2 separate regions of the Homo sapiens genome follow, and region 2 is linked to region 1. A link is a loop called in an ENCODE intact Hi-C map of the cell type or tissue named here. Cell type or tissue: A673. All regions are shown on one strand. Each heading gives the region's core, and the rest is flanking DNA. Links, peaks and the distances in the headings are about the cores only. Region 1 overlaps ALX4 (ALX homeobox 4). Region 2 has its middle 18 kb from the start of ALX4.

What was found. A loop is a pair of places that touch in the nucleus more often than their neighbours do. Peaks named below come from ENCODE experiments on the same cell type or tissue, not always from the same donor. Only the 100,000 strongest peaks of a DNase experiment are listed, where the experiment ranks them.
Region 2: a loop joins it to region 1, with 5 times the contacts of the local background. A loop is called at or near these places in 1 of 110 quality-filtered maps.

Annotation. Positions count from the first base shown.
Region 1 is chr11:44,253,733-44,264,963 of GRCh38, forward strand. ALX4 (ALX homeobox 4) reads right to left here. Exons shown (of 4, transcript NM_021926.4): 4 at 6,708-11,231. The coding sequence ends at 11,122. Among named protein-coding and RNA genes, the nearest start is that of ALX4, 51 kb to the right of the region's middle. RefSeq lists an enhancer at 8,081-8,580. In A673, for the core only: no CTCF peak of the experiment used is centred there; no DNase peak of the experiment used is centred there; H3K27ac peaks cover 5,284 bases.
Region 2 is chr11:44,322,030-44,333,260 of GRCh38, forward strand. No RefSeq gene overlaps it. Among named protein-coding and RNA genes, the nearest start is that of ALX4, 18 kb to the left of the region's middle. In A673, for the core only: CTCF peaks have their summits at 4,819 and 5,920; a DNase peak (open chromatin) is centred at 4,822; H3K4me3 peaks cover 311 bases.

The DNA of each region.
Region 1 (11,231 bases), core at 2,230-10,229:
TAAAAAGTTACCTGACCGCAGTGAAGTTAAATTAGAAATCAATAACAGCTATCTGAGAATATCCTAAATAGTTAGGAATTAAATCACGTTTCTAAATAATGCATGGATTAATAAAGACACAAAGGAAATTAGAAAATATTTTGAGTAAAAATGAAAACTGTATTAAATTTGTAGGGTACTTAGAGATTTATAGCTTGAAGAGTTTAAATTAGAAAAAAAGTCTACATTAAGAAACTAGGAAAAGGAGCAAAATAAACCCAAAGTAAGTAGAAAGAATAAAGATAAGAACAGAAACCAATGGAGTAGAAAATGGAAAACAATGGAAAAAATCAAAAACTGGTTCTTTGTAAAAGATTAATAACTGCTCAAGACCGCTAAAGGAAAAAAAAAGGAACTAAGATACAAATTACAGTATCAAGAATCAGAGGGCAACATTGGAACAGATTCTAAACATATTAAAAGGACAATACATTGCTATGATCTGAATTTTTGTGAGCCTCCCCACACACAACCCCACTCCACTCCAAGTTTATGTGTTGAAACTTAATCCCCAGTTCACTGGTGTTGGCAGGTGGGGCATCTGGTGGGTAATTAGCTCATGAGCAGAGCTGTCATGAATGTGATTAGTGTCATTATAAAAGAGACCTGAGAGAGAGCTCATTGGTGCCTTCTACCATGTGAGGACACTTAGAAGGTGCCATCTATAAGGAGTGGGCCCTACCCAGACACCAAATCTGCCAAAACCTAGATCTTGGATTTTCCAGCCTCCAGAACTGTGAGCAATAAATTTCTATTGTTTATAAATTACCAGTCTAAGATATTTTGCTATAGCAGCCCAAACAGACTAAGAAATATGAACTTTATAACAATAATTTCTGTAACTTACATGAAATGAGCACAATCCATGAAAGACACAAATTGACAAAACTGCCTGAAGAAGAAATGGAAAATCTGAATACCCTTGTATCTGTTAAAGAAATCTGTAATTTAAAATGTTTTGCAAAGAAATACCTATGTCCATATAGTTTTACTGGCTAATTCTATCAAACAATTAAGGAAGAAATAATACCAATCTTATTCAAACCCTTTTCAGAAAATAGAAGGGGAGGAAGTATGTTTCAATTAATTTTAAGTGGCCATTATTACCCTGATACCAAAGCCAGATAAAAACCTTACAAGAAGAGAACTGCAGACCAGTAGCCTTCCTGAACATAAATGCAAAATCCTTAACAAAATATTGGCAGATTGATACAGCAAGACTAAAGAATACAAAGTTGGCTGAATGTTGGAAAATCAATGTAATTCACAATAGAGTAAAAGAGAATATTTGTGTGATTGTCTCACTAGATATAGAAAAAGCATTTGACAAAATTCCATACCGGGATTGTTTAAAGAAAAAAAAAAAACGTAGAAAACATATCCACACAAAAACTTGCACACAAATGTCCATAGCCAGCTGTATTCAGAATAGCCAAAAGCTGGAAATAAGTCAAATGTTCAAGAGCAGATGAATGGATAGACAAATTCTGGTATATCCATACAATGAAATACAGCTCAGCAATACAAATACTGAACTACTGAGTGACACAACATGGATGAGTTTCCAAAACAGGTGAGCAAAAAAAAAAAAATGTCAGACACAAAAGAGTACATACTATATGTATGAAGTGTTGATTTAAAAAAGAAAAAAAAGCTGATGGTTAAAAAATATCATCTTCTCAGTTCCTTGGTTTTATCCTGGACTGGTATATCTTTCCTTCCTTAACCTGGGTGTTTACTTAGGGCCTCAGGATCTAGAATGCCTCCAGTCCCATTGCCTCAGTCTGGTGCGTTCTTGGTATGGAATGCAGACTTGCCAGCAAGGCGGCTGACATTTATTAAATGCTGGCCATGTGAGGGATGCCGTGCCAGGTGCTTCAGATAAACAGGCAAAGGAGACATCTTTTCCACCTTCAAGGAACTCATCGTTGAATTGATAAACACAGGAGATTAATCAGTTATAGTCCTATCTGCTGTATAAGGCAGTGCATGACAAAGGGCAAATTGCACACATTCCCCACTGTGGAGGGAGAGTAGGATTATTTCTGACTTGGTCAAAGAGGTAGCACTTGAAGGGGCTGTGAAGAGTTAATATATGAAGATGGGCATTAGGTGGACAGGGGTGTGTTGACCGATAACCCTCCTGAACATAATTGCAAAATCCTTAGCAAATAGAGATGCATGTTGGGGCAGGCATTCGACCTGAGGGGAGTGAAAGGAAACAAGAAGATGGGAAAATATAAAGGATGTCCTAGGTTTTCAGGAGCACAGAGCCCAGACTGGGGAATTAGAAACAGCAAGGCTGAACAGGAGTTGAGGGCTATATGAAAGAGCCGGAACTCCAGTCTGTAGGCTGTGTGAAGGTGTTCAGGTTAATGTGCTGGTAAAGGATGGATCAGAGCTGGGTTTTGGCATCCCTATTATTGATGGAGTGGACCAGGGAGAGACTGGGAATTAGATGTAACCACTTAGCAGTAGCCTGGGTAGAAAGTGAAAGGGCACTGAACCAGATAGGCTGCTGGGAATGCTGAGACCCTTTTGGATATGGGGATGGGAAAAGCAGCCCCCTGTCCATTTCTGTGCCTTCCTCTCACCCCTATAACACATACCAGCCACACTGCTTGTTGTGTGCCCTCCCTTCATATACTGAAGCCCTAACCCCCAATGTAACTGCATTTGCAGATAGCGCCTTTAAAGAGGTAATAAAGGTTAAGTGAGGTCACAAATGTGGAACCCTACTCCAATAAGACTGGTGTCCTTAAGAGAGGAAGGGGCACCAGACCTATCTACATGTGTACACAGAGGAAGGGCTATGTGAGGACACAGAAGGCAGTCTTCTATTAACATAAGCCAGAAAGAGGCCAGAAACCACATTTGCCAGCACCTTGATCACGGACTTCTGGCCTCCAGAACTAGGAGAAAATAAATGTCTGTTAGCCACCCACTGTGTGGTATTTTGTTATGGCAGCCCAAGCAGATTAATACACTACTCTCCCCCAGGTCCCTCACTGCCTCCCCACCCCCGCCCATCTGATAAACATAATATCGGATGTTCCCAGTGCTCCATAGTATGGTGTCACTCTTGTGAAGCAGTTATCCAATGTTTGGCACCCTGCCCTTAGCCACTTGGATGGAAGTCAACCCTTTGGCCTTCCCAGCCTCCAGTGTGCATGATTCCCCCACTGTACAACTCTTCACTATTTTCAAATATTTTAACTTTTGGACTTTGTAACCACCTGATGAGATAAGCAGGAAACAGTTGGCTATCCCCATTTTACAGAAGAAAAAATTGAAAATGAAAGCATTTTTGTGGCTTGCCGAAGGTGACAGAGGTAAGTTTCAAAGTCAGATCTTAAACTCATGTCTCCTGTCTCTTGCTTCACCACGTGGGTTCCTGGCCAGTGCTCTCCCATGCTTTCAACTGGACAGTGCTTTCTGTCCATACCTATCTTGGAGAAGAGCTATGGTTTGCCTTGTGTTTCATTCTTCCTTAGGCTTTTATCCCCTTCCCCTGTCCTCTCAACACACACACACACACACACATACACACTCTCATTTATTTTCATTCTTTCCCATGGTGTAGCTTGGCCCTACTATCATAGCTACAGGGAGCCCCTTCCTTTCCAGAAGCGCCTGGAAATTACAGAGGTACGCTGTGGGTAGAGGACAGAGAAGGGATGGAGAGGGGGCTTGTGATGCAACCAAAGAGAAATCCCAGGAGGCAAGGCAAGAACACTGTGTCCTCTGCACATCTAAGAACCACATCCTGATTGGGGTTCCGGGCAGATCTCATGCAGGCAGTACAGTGGGTTTTCTCCCAACTAGTTAAGGCAACACCTTAACACATGGTGTACACATGCTCATAAATTGAAGCTCCCTGTGGAGGTTTGCCCTTCCTCAAGCCTGTTGGTCTTTGTTGAGCTTAAAAAAAAATCTGTTTGGAATCACACAGAATTCCTGGGAAAATTTCAACTCTCACACCCCATTGTCTTCTGGCGCTAACTTGCATCTTCTCACTTGTGCACATACACAGTTTGCCGTCAGCCCTATTTTGGGGAACTGGCTATTTGTGGAGAGCCTATTGTTCCTTAGCTGCTGAGCATGCAAGTCTAGACCTGTGGAAGGAGAGGTACCACCACCACTCCACGCCCTGCTCGCCAGATTGAAGATTCTGCTGTCACATGGCCCAGCCAGCTTGTGGAGCCCTGGGGTTGGCTGTGTTGCCTGTAGCAAGACCTGGGACAATGGGATTGGTGATGAGCTGAAGGCAAGAGTGGTTTCTGCTGGGGTTGGCACCAAGGCAGGAAAGGAGCTGTCTTCAGCCAGTCGCTGAAGCTGGAGTTGAGAGTGGAGGGCTTAAGGGCATGAGGATTATCCAGGGATGCTGGAGAAAGTGGGCTTTGAGCCCAGGGACAAGTCGAGAAGCTTCCAGATGTGCACTCTTGGACACAGGACCTCTTGCGCCATCTTGGGGAGCTGGCCTGGTGCTGACCAGTGCTGTCCCAACCCCGGCAACACTAAATAAACAGGCCAGGTTTACTGCCGTGGCCACAGCTCATCTTGAATGCATGTGAACCCTGGAGGAATGGGGTGGATGAGGTTCATGGTCAAGCAGAGGCTCTGACACTCCAGGAAGATCTCTAGTGGGCTGAGTCAGCTTCCAGCTGTCTGTAAAACGAATCCCTGAGTGTCCTCTGACCTCCCTCCTCCCACCCTTAATCAAAACAGAGCATCTCTTTATTCTCACCTTCCCATTCATTCACTCATTCGCACATTACCTAACATTCTTATTCTCTCAGGCATTCGGATGTGAACACAGCCTGTCTCCTCTTTGGGATGTGAGGAAGTCAGATGGATAAATAGATATACGGTATCATGTGCCATCATGGTATTATGACACAAACAGTTTTGTGGAGGCCAGAGGGGCAGCCTTTGACCTAGGGGTGGAAGTTGAGGTGAGGGCATGGGCTTAAGAAAGAGCTTCACAGAGGGTGCTATCATTTGGAGGATACACTGCAGAGTGGCTGGGTGCATTGGAGGGGATCTAGGGAGGAGATAGAGGCATTCTAAGAAGAGATAGCAAGTCCAGTGGTGTGGCCAGGTGAAAAGGCCTAGATGGCTTGGGGAACAACAAGCTGTGCTGGGTGGTCAGACCCAGTGAAGGGCTGAGCCGTAGTCCACAGTCAGAGGAGGCCCTGCTGGCCCTGGCCTTGTCGTTGTTCTCCCCAGAGACCACTTGGAGGCACAGGTCCCAGGGGTGGGCTACCTGCATCCCCCGTGATGCCTAAGTCACACATCAGGCCAGTCTTCCTCTTCAGCAGTGGTGCTCATCTGGACTCTGAAGGATTTGGGGGGTGCTCAGCTCCCACAGGAAGAAGCAGGGGTGTGAGGTAGAGACAACACCCCGTGGTTTCGCATGTGGTTTGCACATGGCTTTTCTCCCTCTCTGCTTCAATTCCTGCCCTGTGACTTGGCAGTGATTTGGTGTGGAGTGTCCAAGTGCTACCATGACCCTGAGCCCTAATATAGGACAGGTGTCATTTTTTAAAAAAACAAGCTCCCAGCCCAGGTCAACCTAAAACCCAGTTGGGTCTATACTGAATGTGAATGCACTGACACAGGTATCAAATCTGAGATGTGGTTCCAAGAGAACAATGTCCAAATAGTTGGAAAGAGAGGATAAAATGGAGCTTGTTGTTGTTGTTATTGTTTTATCAGACTCACAGCTGGGAGCTGGAGGGAGATGTCATTCTCTGGGAGTAATCATTGTCCCTTATGTCACTATGCCACATCGGCTTACAAAGCCCATGCATGGACATTGTCCACTTAATCCTCCCCCCTCCATTGGTAAGCTAAGCAGGGACAGGGCTTGTTTCTATCCTTCAGATGTGAGAACTTAGACTCAGCTGGTTTGGTCAACAAAAATGACTCCCTGTCCACACAGTGGTCCCTTGGAGGCTGACTGCCTCTTCCTGAGTCGCCTTCGTGCTGGAAAGCAAGGAAACACCTATACGACAGTAGAACCTGGGTTCCTTCTGCTTCATAATTTGTCTTCAGAGGTTTGCTTTAAAAGTTGTCTGGCCATATGTCCTGGAAGGACAGTTCCCCTGCCCACTCAGTAGCAGAGCCAGAACTGGGACCCGCCTCTCCTGGAGGTCCACCCTGTGCTCCTGGTGTCAAGCAGCCTGGACCTCTGCGCTCTGGCTCTCCTGCTTTCAGAACAGCCCCTGGGAACAGAACGGTACTCAGTGGCACCGAGGGGCTGGCAGTGCTGGTTGTGAAGACCTCACGGCACAGTTTGTGCCAAGCACACCCCAGATGCAGGGGAGGCAAAGAGTTGCTGCTGCGACCCTTTGGGCTGCCTGAGAAGTGGGTTCTGGTACCCCCTGCCCCCTTCTAGCTTCCCTGCAGTGCAGACAGGTCCTCTGGGACAAGGGGGCTGGGTATGTCCCAGACCTTCACAGGCCACGCACCCCTTCTTTGTGCAGGAGCATCAGCCGGCCACCTGTTGTTCATCTAGCCCTGGTAATCCCTTCTGTACTGTGTCAGCAGTTCAAAAGGGCACTGTTAGTATTTTTTGCCGACTTCAATTAATGTGAGATTTCAGAGGCCCCTCTGATCACATTTCATCTGTCACAAGTCAGGAACAAAACAGACAGATTCCAGTTGAGAGGAGGAAGGAGAAGGAGTTTATTGCAAATAACAACAACCAAACAGTTTGGGCTGGGCCAGCAAAGGGTGTTCTGGGAGTGCCCGGCTACCTCTGCACTCCATTTTGCCCCATGCCTGGGCCCCTACATCTCCTTCCCATCCGTGTTCCTCCTCTCCCAAAAAAGATGTAAGTGCAATAACTTACTTTAAAAGGCAAGAACGTTTCTTTTAATATTTTGCTATAATGTAGTTACATGGTGGTATAGGCAGTAAAACTTTATGGAACCGACCTCATTTTTTTTTTTACATTTTTCTGGATTTTTACTGTATTTTTAATATATATTTTTAATATTCCACCCCAGGCCATTAAGCTAAAGGAAAAGTTGCATTTATACAGGGTTAAAATATCTTACAATGAGAACAATAAGTAACGGTTGAGGTTCATGTTCCTTCTAGCACTCAGCTTTCTTTTTTCAACCACTGCACACCTAAACAGATGATTAGACATTGAAAACTGTCCTTCAAAATCAGTAGTATAAAGGCCTAGCTCTATGTGTGTGAGTGAAGAGGGAAGAAAGGAGAGGCCGAGGTTAGGTCATGGAAGCACCTTTCCTCCCTACAGCATCCTGAAAGAAGTGAAGTGGGGTTGATGGGTCATTGTCACCTTCTTATTTTTTAACTGGATAGTCACAGAGTATTATCCTGGGGGCCAGTTTACCAACCATCCTCCCCCAGCTAGGCCTGTTTGCCTTTGCACTGGACAGTAAGGGCCATGAAACAGACCAGGAACCCCCGCGTGTCTTTCAGGTTCTCGAAGATGGCCCCCCACTGTCTAGCCCAGGGAGGGAATGACTGCATAAGCAGGGTACGTAGTTTTCATGGAAGCGTCCCTCGTCTGCCCAGCCGAAATGACAGGAGATGGGGCACGGAGCTGGGTCCAGTGTGATCACAGCTGTGTGTGCTGGGGACCCACCCCACACTTGCTGCACCTACCCCATCGCAGTGTCTTTGAGCTAACCTGGCCACCGTGCTTCCCGAAGCTGGAGGCACGGTAGTGAGCGCTGAGAATCAAGTATAGTTAAAAGAATTCAAGGAAAGTTCTAAAAGCCCATGTCCTCCAAGTGCTATTTCAGCCTTGGAGACAAGCCTCTCTGTGTGCCCCCCAGAGCCCTCGCTCCCATGCCCCAGGAGTAGTGCTGGCATCTGGAGGGCAGTAGCAGCACCTTAGTGTCAAGCCTTGCCATGCTGAGACCTGTGCCCAGCAGGGACTGGAGGCTGTCAGTGTGGGGAGGCTGCCCATCCATCTGCCGGCTACCCACGACTTTATTTTTAAGTTGCCATCTCTGTTGAGATCTTAGGCAGGTATCCAAAGGAAATCCTCACCTCTCTTAGCTTATTCGCATAGCAATGAACCACGTGGCAGGTAGATGCTTCTCTCCACCTGCCTTCATGAGCTTTAGCTCCAGATGGCCTTGGGCAGCTGCCCTGACTTGCTCAGTCATCCTAGGAGCTGACACGGCAGTGGCCCCCTGCTCTGCAGTGCAGAAGGTTGGGCCTAGCCACCTGTCTTGGAAGGGACTGGGCCCCAAGGTTCTCTTCTGGAGAACTGAGCTGCTGAGTGAATGCCCATGAGGCATTGGAGAGGGGAGCTCCATGCAGCACCGGCCGCCCCTGGTGCCAACGAAGCCCAGGCCCTCACACCCTGGGTGGCACGTCCCAGGCTCCTCTCTCAGCCTAGTCTCAGGGCAAGTACAGGTCAGGGCAGTCATGTCTCCACTCTGGGCCAGGGTCTTCTCTGTTGTGAAGGGACTGGACTAACTAGAGGGTTTCTAAGCTTCCTCCCAACTCGGTGGTCCTATCATACTTAGTGTGGTTAGGTGGCCCCCAAGGGCTGGGCCAAGCCACAGAGGACAGGCCTGGGGTACGTGGCTGCCTTTGACGAGATGAACAGGAATGTTTCACATTGGCATGTTTAATCCTAGACACTTCCTGGGTGTGTTGGGACAGGCAGCCATAGCCACAGAGTCTTCTAATAGACGCCTTTTCTTCTCAAGCTTTTGGGTTGAAATTTGCCTGACTTGGGTCTAGCCCAGCCAGAGAGCAGACGCATGGAGGAACTGAGTGCCGGGGGCCACTGCGGAAGAGCCCCCTTAAAGCTCTCACTCTCCCTCCCTGCCTGCTCTGGAGCTACCTGTCTGTCCTCCTCTTTGTCCTGATTCCCTTGCTCTCCCTCCTGGCCCACTCTGGAGCTACCTGGCTCTCCTCCTCTTTGTCCTGATTCTCTCATGGGTGAGAAAGACCCAAGGTGAAAGTTCCTTCCTTCCCCATCCTTCCTCAGCCATGAGCATTTCAGAAGGAAAGGGGGGAGAAATGGGGAAACTGTTCCCAGCCTTAAGTTCTTCCTTTCCCTGGCTAGATTTTGGGGGAGTCTGGGTCATTTCAGCGAACCTCAGAACTAGAAAAAACTTCCCAAAAGTCACTCCAAATCCTCAAATATTTGAAACACTTAAAGCCAAGCCTCCAAGAACATTTAATTCAATGTCCAAGACCCTTTCACCTCTATAAGATCCATTTTAGAGCTACGGTTCACAAAGAGGTCTGACTCATTAAGGGAGGCCACAGCCAGACCCTTCCTCAGCCTGGTTTCTAGAGCAGATGAGAACACCAGGCAGGCGGGAGACTGTCACCCCCAACCCCAGAGACCCTCATTCAACAACACCAAGTTTACCCTCCGCCCAACCCAGGAGGCCTTTCTGTGTCCACGACCCTGAGCATAGTGGGCCTGGCCCTACTCCATGACAGGAATCAAGGGAGAAGGTAGAAAAGGCGAGCGCTTCAATGCGGGGCGCTGCCTGCTGGAGGGACCCCCCACCTGGGGTCTGACAGGCCTGCCTCTGGACGGTTACTGTGTACTCCCAGCTGAGGTGAGGGCTGGGGCTCAGGGCCAGACCCAAGCTACAGGGGTCGGGCAGGCAGGCACAGAGCCCCGCTTCCTGGAGGCAGGAAGCCTGGTTTCAGGAGGGCATCCTGACAGCCCCATTTGCAATAGCAAAGCCACACCGAGGAGCCCAGGCCAGGAGCCCTTCCGCAGGCTGGAGAGAGGGCAGAGAGTCCTGGTCCCTGTGGAAGAAGTGTAAGGACGGAGTGTGGAAAGCTGTGTGGAGAAGAGCAACACCTCCTAGTGCCTGGAGGGACACAGAGCCCCCATCTGCCGTGGAAGGCTCTGGGCAGCGATGACACTGACAGATATGGCAGGGAGGACAGTCAGTTTGAGGCCATAGCAGGGCCTGGAGGCCGAGCATGGCCACACGTCCTCTAGCAAAGCCTGCACGCAGCTTTTGACCCTCTGCCACCCGGCCCCCAAGCTCTAGCTTATGTGTTCCGAAGTTGTGAGTCCTTCCATGCCGGGACACTGCTGAGCAGCCCCAGGGAGGGGCCAGGGTAGGGCAGGGAAGAGACGAGCCCCTCCGCATCCTCCTGGAGGGAACCTGACTGGGCTCTGGATGGAGAACAAAGCTGCCCAGACCTCCCCGCTGTACCAGATGCCAGGCAGGCCGGAGAGCGGGAGGACTGCCCGGGCCCACGCCCCACCCGGATGCCTCCCCCTCTCCCAGGACCTTTCCTTCTTCTAGCACCATGGGAGCCCTTGTGGCATCTGTGTTCTCAGCCTCCCTCAGGTCTGGCTCCTCCCCTATAGTGTCCAGTGAGGGGCTGGCCCGTGTCTCCCCTGGGGACTGGCATTGCTAGATGGCAGCAGGGGTCCTCGGCTCCAGCTCCTGTCATCCTCTGCCCACTCTCTCCAGGTGTATCCAGCCTAGGGGACAGCCAGGATGCAGTCAGCCAGGCTCTGTCAGACTCGTCACTGTTCGGGGGGAGGTGGAGGCTGGCGCCTTGGCCCCAGCAGGTCGGATTCCGTGTGCTTTCAGGGAGAGAAAGATGGGAGGGCAGGAGGCTGGCTCTGCAGGGCAGCCTGTGCTTCAGACACACAGCCACCGGCCTGGTGACCAGGGGACCCCACTAGGAGCGGGAAGGATGGACAAGACTGGGCTGGTGAGGCTGCTGGGTCTGCATGGAAATCTAGCATTGACTCATGGTCAACTAGGCAGAGCAGAGGAGTGGGCGGGAGCAAGAAAGCGCTTTCAGCTTATCATGGATGCGAAGCTGAAAAACGTGGCCACCTGGCTTTCTCCACTGCCTGTGGCCGGGAGCAGGGGTCAGGGCCTCAGTGCCAGGGAGGGGCCAGGGGCCTGCTGCCCCCTCCCTCCCAGCAGTCCACGGGGCCTCAGACTTGGGGCGGCTGAAAGTGCTGAGGGTCAGGCCCCTGGCCCAGGCCAGGTTCCTAAGAGGAAAGTCGAGTGGGAGGCTGGGGGCCTGGAAAACATGGGCGTGGCCCATGGTGTCCCGAGGTGGGGACGGGGCAGGGGTGCCCTGTCATGTGGCCCAGGAAATGGCCGCACTGTGCTCCTTGGCCTTCATGCGGAGGGCCGCGATGCTCGAGGTCTTGCGGTCCGGCTCGCCGTTGAGCTCGTAGCCATTGAGGC
Region 2 (11,231 bases), core at 2,152-10,151, 68 kb after region 1:
TGTTGCATACTCCCATTTTCACATAAAATTTAGGGGGTCTTCAAGCCCCTGTCCAATCTAGGAGTTGCAGTTTTAATGCCACGAAGTAATCCTTTGATATCACTATTTGAAAGATGGAGAGAAAAACAACCAACCTTGTTCTGTAAATCCAAATTCCTATAGTTCTCTTCTTTTAAGGGAGGACACACCTACATATGGTTAAAAGGAGAAAAGAAAACTGCCATTTGGCCCCAGTGATATCATCTACCATTTTGAGGAAGGACATTCCAGAGCAGAAGGCTAGAGACAGACAGTGGTTGCCTTTTTATAAAGAAGCCCTTGGAAAATGCAGCATCAGCCAGAATCTAAATTTGTGAAAATGGACCAACAGGAAATTTCACCCCACGTCAGACAAACTTCATAAGGGCGCTGTGGGGGACTCTATTGCTCAGAGAGGCTTTTTAAGAAAATTGCAACTTTTCGCCAGACCCCGAGTGTATTGGGAAGTTGCACAAAGATCGTCACACCCTTTCGTGGCTTCTCCTCCCTTGGTGGTAAGGGAGGAGTAAACTTTTTCTCAAAGAAAGGGAGATGGTATGGAGGAGGAGAGGCTGGGGAAAGGCTACTTCCAGAGCCAAGGATGAGGACGGCTCCGAAGATAGAAGTGACAGCTTCCTCAGCTGAGTCCCTGGGTCGCCACCTGTGTCCTTCCTGCAGATCGGATTTATAGAGTGTAACATTTTAATAAAAAACACACACACCTTCCCATTTTGGTGCATTAAGAGATTTTTAACAAAACACTGTAATGTTGCTATAAATTTTTCTCCCAGCACCCTCACAAGTAATAACTCAGCTATGGCATTTTGCATTTAATGTTTATTTTGATGGCTACATTCCAGCCAGAGTGGGGGCTCAGGGTGGGGAGGGGTGGGGAGAGAGAAGCAAAAATGCCTCCTCTTTCCTAACCATTAACTGTGTGTTTTTAATAAAGTCCCTACAAATTGGGGAGCCAACACTTGGAAAGGAAGGAAGGAAATCATGACACCTTATCAGGAAGGGCTAGTGGCCTCAGCTCCAGGAAGTAGCTGGGGTTAGGCCCCAGCTGGGTCCTGCCAAGATGGGTCCCCAGAGGGTTTCTGGAATGTTCTGCCTAAAATGCCCTTCTCCCTTCTCCCCAGCAGCTTTGGAGGCATAGCTCAAGCCTCATCTTCTGGAAGTTTCCTCTTAATCTTCTCTACTGGAGTGATGTGCCCCTCCCCTGAACAGTGTTCATTCTCTCCACCCATCACCTGTAATGTAGATGTTGGCTAGAACAGACTCAGAGCAAGGAATGTTGAATGAATGAAGAAAGGAAGGAAGGAACAAATGAATTAAGTAGAACTGGTTGGAGAATTCCCTTTCGTTATATCTGAGTTACTGCCATGAAGGCAGCTGTTATGGGAATGGTTCATTATTTTCCCCTTTGGATCTGAATGGTTTAAAATCAGATGGAAATCAGTTCACAAGCCCCATCTCGTTCACAGGTTTCGTATTCCAGATTTCTTATACCAAGGACACAGGCCAGAGGAGAGGTTGTTTAGGTCATGTAGTCTGTTCCTTTGGCACCAGGTCAGAAGGAAAGGTGAGGGCTGCCAAAGATGTAAGGGCTGCTTCCTGGAAGGTTGAGACTAAGGGTCTCAAAGCCTCATGGCTGCTTACGGCCAAGCTTCCTGTCCCTTGGCTGTGGAGCCTCCCCTGTGTCCTCCCACCATCAACCCTTCCTTCTTACCAACTCCCAGCCCTTCCTGCTTGCCTTTCCGTGGGGCCACTGATGCGAGCCTGAGCTCTGGGTGATGCCCTCTTCTTTGCCCAAGGCTTGCTCAAATCATAAGTGGAGATAATGAATGGAAAAAACATTATTAGCTTGTAAACTGCAAAGTGCCTCAGACATGGAGGGTGACACTTAACACAATGGTTGTGAGTCACATGGGTAGTGAGTGGGTCAGACACTGGAATCAGAATGATTTGGGCTCTGCCGCTTATTGGCACAGGGCCTCAGTGTTCTCATCGGTACACTGGGGACTTTAGTAATTGGGTCGGGGGTGGGGTTATTTGAGAAAGGTCATGGGAAATGCTTGGCTCAGGTTAGCGCTCCACTGTCACTTTCCAGGATAGGAGGGTACCTGGCTGTACACCTGCCACTCTTTGATCCCTGGACATAGTCAGCTGGCTGGGCAGGGGTGTCCTTCCTCCACTTACCTCCATCCCTTGCCCTTCCTTCACTTTCTCTGTGGAGGAAAAGTGTTCCTCCATCAAGGGTTCAAATTCTCCCTCTGCCACTTCTGCCACTTATTAGCTGTGCAACCTCAGGTGAGTTACTTAACCTCTCTGGGCTTCTGTTTTCTTTTATTTGATAAATGAGGAGGTAATGGTTGTCTTGATGCATTATTTGAGGATTGAAGGAAATGATGAGAAAGGCTGGCACACAGTAGGCACGTCTAAATGTTTTTCCTTATCCTTCTTTCCCTGGGTATCCAACAAGCAGATACTGTATCTGATGTTGCAGTGCCTCTTAGGGTCTACACACAGATGGTGCCTAATAGCTGCTCTAGATGGATGGACTGGCAGAAAGCTGCATTGCCTGTACTGGGGAGCTCTCAGGGAGACCACCTCACTCCTCCTCCATGAGGACAATATGCATTTTCCCTTTTTACAAGCTCTCAGCCTGGCCCATGGCATTTTAAAGCTGAGATAAACAGTTCCAGGGCAAAGCCAGGGATCAGGGCTGATCTTGGCTCTTTCTAAAGAAGTGTTTCTGAGCCTTTTAGGCAATATCTCAGCCCCCACCCTGCTGCCCCTCTAGCTTTAATGGGTGCTGAGCACTTTACACCCCGTGAAACCCGCGGCAAATGGTTCTGGTCTCTGATGTTCAGTCCAGGCTGGCAGCAGGGGCTGGCGCTCAGCCTCCGCCTGAGGAAATGAAAGCCCGATGGAGGCTGGAGGAGGAGGAGGCGCGGGAATGTCCAGAAACAGCATGGCAGCTGAAGCAAGCCAGGCCTTTACCCTGGTGGCGCCATCCCTCAGACATCTCTCCCTTGTCAAACTGAGGGCAGCAAGACCTGTGGCTGTCAGGCAAACTCCTGCTTACTCCCAGAAGCCCTTGCAGATCAAGCTGCATATCTGACCATTAGTAATAATTAACAGTCAGTAGTATTTACTTAGTACCCATTAAGAGCCAGACCCAATTCTGGGCTTGTTCCATAGATTCCCTCTTCTGGGCCACCCAATCCAAGTTAGCTCCCTCCCCACCTGCTTTAATTCTTCAGAGCACTCGGCACCAGCTGCAGTTACCTGGTTTATGTATTTGTTTACTCATCTGTTCTTGTAATGTGAGGAATCATGTGTTTGCTCTGCTCTGTCTCCAGGGCCTGGAGGAGAGCTTAACACAGAACAAGTGTTCAGTGAATATGAACTTTTTTGCCTGAATGAACGGAAATCTTCAGAGTTGTCTTATAGGAGGATACTACGATCATCCCCGTCTTGCAGAAAAGGCAACTAAGGCTGAGAAGAGGCCAGGAGCCTTGACGAAAGGCACACAGGAAGAGCAGAGCTGGGACTCTAACCCTGAACGTTTGAGTAAAATCTGTGATGTTCTTCTGCTCCACAACCACCTCGTCTCACTCATCTGACTTCCCTTGTGCTGAATATCCTGTTGGAAACAGAGGCCTCTTCAACGATGAAAACTTGCTGCCCTTCTTATGTTTGAAGAAACGTCTCCTGAATATTTGTATTCATGATCCTACAATCTTATTTTCTGTAATTTTTACAGCAACCAGTCAGGTCATTGTCATTATACACCATTTTATAATGAAGAAATCAAAGCTCAGAGAGGTTGAGCACTTGCCTAAAGACACACAGCAAAAACACAGCAGAGCTGGCATTCAAGTCTGGATCTGGCTGTAAAGCCCATGCAGGTCTGGCTTTGCAGACACGTGGCTTTCCAGGGTGTCTGAGGGACCGCTCTGGACTCACATGGCTAGGAAGTGGTAAAGCAGAAACTGGGCCAGGACTTAGGATGCCACATCCAGTTTTCCTCCCCGCCAATGCAGCATGGCAGCCTGGAAGCCTGGTGGGCAGAAGGAAGGGATGAGGGCTAGGACTGAACACAGGGTGTGATTGCCTTGAGAGCCAGGGATTGGCAAGCTGGGAGGTATCCTCTAAGACTGTGTGTGTGTGTGTGCATGTGTGTTTGTGTGTAAAATACTAAGGCCTGAGCATTGATGTCCTCTTACTCCACCTCCACCCCACCCCGCTGTGGATCAGAGTAATTGTGAAGGGAGGGTGAGGGGCAGAGAAGCTGGAAAAATTGCCTCATTTAATATGGGAAAGGCTGCAGAGCTCATGGGAAGCAGGAAAAAGTACAGCAAGGGGAAGGTGCAGGCTGGGGTTGTGGGAGTGAAGAAGAGACTTGGGAGGGCACCTGCCATCCTCGGTGCCTGGGGGGGAGGGAGGACAGTCTCTAAGGTGTTTCTCCGTGTTATCTGTGAATATGTAAATTATAATATGTAACGAATAGATAAATATAATAGTCCTTTTCTTGTGAATCTGCAGTGAACATTTGAATGAAATTTCAAGCGACTTCTGGATGTTGTTTTTTGGTTTGTGGCTCATGTCTGGAGGGGCTATGCACTGGCTTGACTTTCAAGGATTAACTTGTGTGCATGTGTGTTCTCTACCTGTGTGCACATGTCTGCATGTGTGTGTTCACGTGCACGTGGGAGGTTGTGTTCATGAAGGCGTGTGTGTGGAGGGAGGGAGGGAATACTCACAGCCCAGCCCAAGACTGTGAGCATGGCTCCTCCCTCAGGAGGTGAGTGGGATGGTCTCAGGGGAACCAGAAGCTATGAATCAGGAAAAGCTTCCCCAACCTCCACTTTTGGGGAATGGGTGTTTGTATGGGCAGAACAGGATGTGGGGCGACACTCCCAGGGGCAGAAAACGCAAAGGGGTGAGGGAGAGACACAGAGAACAGAGCGGGAAGGAGCCAGGCCAGGGAGTGCTAGTTCTTGGCTAGTTCTTGGGGTGAGGGTGGGAGCACCCTGGAAGTGTGCCCAGTGGGGCTGTCCCTGCCCCTCCCCACCTCCCTGGAATGTGTGTTGCCGAGGACCTCTGGGAAAATACAGCAATGCACATGGGGAAAGCCCTGAGCCTGGGGCCGAGAAACTGGCGTCGCCTCCTGGCTCTGCACACACTCACTGGCTGTGCGACCTTGGGCAAGTTGCTCGGCCCCTCTGAGCCCAGGTTCCTCATAGTGACACTGCCCTTCGGGAAGCCAGGAGGACAGGGTGGGCTGGTGGGTGGGAAAGTGCTGAGTGTGTGGGGGCCTGGGTTTCTTGCTGTAACCATCATCCCTATGACGCTGCCCTGGGATCTCAGGGAATTCTGGATCTGGTGTTGAGGACAATGGGGTGGCCAGTTATGTGTGAATATATACCTGTAAGATCATCTAAAAAATCCTTGCAACATTCCTTGTATTTAATCTTTCCGATTTTGACAAAGTCAGCTTGACTCTTTTAGGAGGCCAGTCGGGGTGCCAGCCCAAATGTCCAGCCTGGATGTATGTCCAGACACACTGTGATGGCTCCTCCAGATCCCCGGAGTGACTGAAGGCTATGCCAGCTGCTAGTTGCTGTTTTTGATGTCAACTTTAAAAGCCTGGCCTTGGTGTCCAGGGAAGTGCTATAAGAGAGTCGGGAGAGAATGGCGTAGAAAAAAAGAGATAGGAAGGAGCAAGGAAGGCAGTAGCAGTAACGTCAGACCCAACTCTCTTGCATCTCGTCCTCTTCAGGCCAGACACCATGGCCAGTGTCCTCACCCTTGGAATCTCATTGAATGCGCAAAACCACTCCTGAAAGCAGGCATCCATCGCCACCTACAGATGAGGGCACTGAGCAGTAATGGTGCCGCCATGTGGCTGGACTCAATGCCTTCTGTCTCCCGTATGGTCCTGGCCCCAGATAATAATTTTATGTTGATGAGGAAATTGATGACTTGTCTCATTCTTTGCAAACATAAGTCGTGCCCCAGTTCACATCACTGAATGTACTTGTTCAATTTTGTTTTTCTGGTGACGCTGATGGATGCAAACCCTTTTGACCCTATGAGGGTCACAGACAAGACAAGCCCCTGGGCCTCCGAGTGGACGATTCCCATCACCGCCTCCTTGCGGGGGTGTGGAGGATGTTACTGCTATTGCCTGCCTTGCTCCCTCCTGTCTTTTTTTCTACACGGTTCCCTCCCCACTCTCTTATTGCACTTCTCTCTGGACCCTCCCTCTCCCCCACTTTCCCTCCCTGCCCCTTCACCCTGGCCTGGCCCCTTCCCCTCCTCTCCCCCAGGCCCAGAGCCAGAGCCTCGGCCAGGATGAAAGCCGCTGGCCAGGCCCATAAATCAGCCGGCAGGTGCTCCTTAACCTTCCCTATTAACCTCTCACACTGGCAGGCATTAGGTGTTATACTTGGCTGCCATAAATTACTCGCCAATGAATTTATGAGCACTTACTCCTTAGGGGCATGCTTTTGCATCCTCCTCTCACTCTCCTTCTGGGCTTCCAGAGATCAAGCCCGTGCTCTTGGCAGTGCCTGGTTCCAGCCAGAGACTCCCCGTTTGGCACTCTATGTGGGACCCCCTGTTATAGACACTAACTAGAAGGCAGAGGGGCTTTAGGGGAGGGGCAGGGTCAGAGTTAAGTCACCTCTTAACTCAGCTAGCCAATATTCCCCTCTCCAGAGGCCATTACCTGGAGCTTCTGTGCATTTACCTCCACAGGTAAACTGATCCTGAATGGTAATATCAAAATAACTAATGGGCACTAGGCTTAATACCTGGGTGGCCACATAATCTGTACAACAAACCCCCATGACACAAGTTTACCTGTATAACAAACATGCACATGTACCCCTGAACTGAAAATAAAAGTTAAATAAATCATTTAAAAACACAGTAATATCTGACACCATTTATTGTGCCAGGCACACATTTGCTCACTGCCTCAAATTATTCCAAAAGCTCTGGATAGGAGTCATCACCCATCTCACAGACATGGAAATGGAGGCCCAGGTGAGTGATCAGACATGATTGAGGCTCCCGGGCAGATGGTGATAATAGCTACCTTCTCCTTTCTTCCTGGCCACAATCTGGGAAGAAAGGGAGGGACCACTATATAGATGAGAAAACGGAAGCCCAAGTCACACAGCTCCCAAGGGCCAGAGCTGGGAACCTCTGGTGTGGAGAGCTGGTGGCTCAATTAACTAACTTAAAAAATCTAATTCTGCAAAAACAATTCCACATACGGCAACCACAGTAACTCTGTGAACCAGAATATGTGTCTCATTCCCCAGGCAGGTTGCAAGTCAGTTCACCGTAATAACCACTGTTGTAGGATAGTGAAGGTGATGATGATGAAGCCTCACACATGAGGGATGTTACCACGTAACCGTTAGGTGCCAGGCATTATATGTGCAGAAACTTGCCAAATTCTCACCACAGTGTGAGGCTGGTACTGTTGTTGTGCCCATTTAACAAAAGAGGAAACTGAGGCTAAGAGAAGTCAAAGTCACCCAAGCTAGTAAGTGCCAGGCTCAGGAGGCAGGCGTTAGCAGTCAGCTCCGGACACCCACCCTTCATTGCTGTGGTAGTGACACTGATAACAAATTCGACCAGACCATGGGTAATTAGAGCAAAAGGAGTGGAACAGGCACCTCCAGGGGCCAAGGGCTGTGAGGCACCTGTGGGGGACCCCCAGGAAAGTCCTTTGGGGGCTACCCAGGGGATGAAGCCTGCCTGGCTTTCTCTCCTTGGCTTTTCCTAGGCAGCAGCAGTGGCCAGAGCTGTAAGCTTTCCCTAGGTGAGCCCAAGCCCACTTGGGGCGTCAGGCCAAGTGCCAGCTGTGACTCCAGCTCCTAGATCTGTGAGGTTTTCCCTGCAGCTTCCTGGGTGTGGCCCTAGGGAGAGGGGAGCAGGTGTGTGTGAAGAGGGAGCTGGCTTCAGGGGACCTGCAGGGACCACAGGCTGAGGCTGGTGCAGGGGCAGAAGTCTCAGAGGATGCCTCCAGGTCAGCTACCACCAAGGGTCCTATGCCTCCTCTCTGCCCCGCTGCCAGAGCTTTGGTGTGTGTAAGTATCCCCCTGTGCAGCGGGGACACAGCTCCAAGGAAGGGTAGCCTGTGGCTTGTGCTCCTCTAGACTATGCATAACCCTGACCTAGAGGGAGGGACAGGTAGAGGGCACTGCTGCTGCCCCTAACCTTGAAACAGAGGACTTGGGCCCAGGACCCACTGGGAAGCACAGGAGTGTGGGATTATATTATATTATTATGTGAGTTCAGCTCCCAGCTGTACGGGGTTGAATAATGTTCCCCCAAACTCATGTCTACCTGGAACTTTCAAAGGTGGCCTTATTTGGAAATAGAGTCTTTGCTGCAGATGTAACTCATTAAGACGAGGTCCTGCTGGATTAGAGTGGGCTGTAATCCAGCGACTGGTCTCCTTATAAGAAGGGGAGAACGTGGACACAGACGTGCGGGGGAGATGAGAGCCTGGGGTGGTAGATCAACAAGCCGAGGCACGTCAAGGTCTGCTGGCAAACACCAGAAGCTAGAAGGAGCAGGGAAGGATTCTTCCCTTCGAGTCTTTGGAGAGAGAACATTGACCCCTTGATTTGGACTCCTGGCCTCCAGAACTGTGGGAGAACAAGTTCTGTTGTTTCAAGCCACCCAGTTGAGTACGTTGTTATGGCAGACCTGGGCAATGAGTAAACAGGCTCCCTTCCCTATGTGCTGATTTCCCGTGGGTAGGTCGCTAGCTTCTCCAAGCCTCAGTTCCTTGTCTTGCAGTAAGGATGATAAAACCTGGTTCACAGGGTATTGTGAAGATTAAATGAAACGATGTATACAAACATGAAGCGGTTCAGTAAATGGCAGTGGAATTTGACTCCACTGTTTAACTACAGTCATTCTTTAGAGATGGGCTCACCGTTGCTTACGGAGAGACTGACAGCTCCCCTATTATTTTTTTATGGTTGATTTTGGAAATTCTAAGTTTGTGGTTTGGTTAAAAGTTGATCATAATTATTTAATCTATGTGATACTTTATTAAAAGTATCACAAGTTTTGTATTCAGCACTTTCACGAAAAGGAAAAAAATACCAGTCATATATTTCACTCTGTGCACACACAGATTACATGCTTGTACCAACTGAATGAACAGTTAGTTTATACCAGATGCCAGCTGACTGCCTGATGCCAACTGGAAATAAAGTTATATATGTGTATACACTCATATAAACTGATCTCTAACCTTGTATATAAAACCATATGTGTCTCTCTGTGCACATTGCATCCTGATATATTCACAACAGATGCATAAGTATATATCTCTTCAGCAGTTCCATCCAGAAAATATTTATTCAGCATTCACTCTATCTGGGGCATGTGTGTGTACACGTGCGTGTACAGATACAGAGGATTATGAGTTTGTCCATAAATAATATATGCACCTAGCTGATTACACCAGAAGCCAACCAAAGTCTAGAGGTAGGGATGTGAGCATTGCTGTTGGAAAACAGTATACTCCACATGTCCTGGTTGGGAAATGGGCCAAGGCCTGGAAGTTAACACAGCTCCCAAATGAGAGACGAGGCAGCATGGGGCAGATTTGGGGGCACAGGAGGAAGGCCTTGCGACTTTCTTTTCTTTTCTTTTCTTTTCTTTTGAGACAAGATATCACTCTATCACCCAGGCTAGAGTGCTCACTGAAACCTCGGCCTCCCAGGCTCAACCCATCCTCTCACCTCAGCCTCCCAAGTAGCTGGGACTCCAGGCATGCAACAACAAACCCAGCTACTATTTTTGTTTTTTTTTGTAGAGTTGAGGTTTTGTTATGTTGCCCAGGCTGGTCTTGAACCTGTGAGCTCAATCGATCCACCTGCCTCGGCCTCCCAAGGTACTGGGATTACAGGAGTGAGCCACCACGCCTGGCTGGCCTTGGGTCTATACCATGGGAATGGGGTCAGGCTTGGGGCTACCATCTCTTCAAGTCAGTTGTACCCAGACTGTCACTGTCTCCATCTTTATGGGGATATCAAATGAAATGGCTTTCAGGAAGAGTAGCATCTGGGCTCCTCTGCCACTGTCCCTGCCTCCCACACTCAGAAGCACCTCCTGGACAGGTAGACCGAATGCCTTGAGGCCTCCCACTATTCCTTCTACTCCCACCTCCTCCTTCATGTCTCTTCTGTTCAGGATGGGGCCAGACCGGGCTAGCTAAGGCAGTCAGGGCACCCTGGAGGGTGGGAGGGGCTGGACTTTATTCTTTCCCTCACAACTAAAGTAATGTATACATCCCCTGACTTTCACACTAGACTCCAAAGGGGGGCTGTTGGGTCTTGTTGGCTTTTCTAACCCCGGAACCCAGCACAGAGCCAGCCCCATAGGACGCTCTTAATAGACTATTGGAATACAGAGGCTTAGACAGGTGAAAGGACTTGTCCAAGGTTAGCCAGGCGGTGGAGTGGGGTTTGTGTGCACACACCCCCTATTCAGAGCAGACTCACTATTGAAGAAATAAAGCAGCTCCCGTTGCCTTACATCCCATGTGCCCACCAGAACATGGGATCCAGAGCCCGCCCCGTCTCTCAGTTCCACACCTGGATTCCCAAAAATCAGTGCAGTAACCACACACAGTAGGCACTCAGCCAGCGTTTGCTGCTAAATTGTTGCTAAGTCAGCCAGTGTTTGTTGCTAATGACTTAGGGGCCTGAGTACAGAGCTCTGGGTGTTGGGACTGCAGGGGCTCAGAGCAACAGGATTTTTGCCCTGGGAAATGGAGAATCCTCACGCTAAGGCACCGGAACCAAAGAGGGGTCTCCAGGGAGAAGGAAGGTCTGAAATCAGCAAGAGTCTGCTGTGGTTGGTAAACTAAAAATGAGTGGGATTTGGCTATGACAAAGAAAGACACCCCTGATAATAACCACACATTTTAAAAAGGATGAAAGCCTAAACGCAGCAATTGATTTTAAGTATGGAAGGGCTGCTAAGGTTTGGGGATGAAAAGGAAAGGGAACAATTTTTCTTTTTTTAAAAAAATTTTATTTTTTAAGTTTCAGGGTCCTTGTGTAGGATGTGCAGGTTTGTTACACAGGTAAATGTGTGCCATGGTGGTTTGCTGCACCTATCAACCCATCACCTAGGTATTAAGCCCAGCATGCATTAGCTAT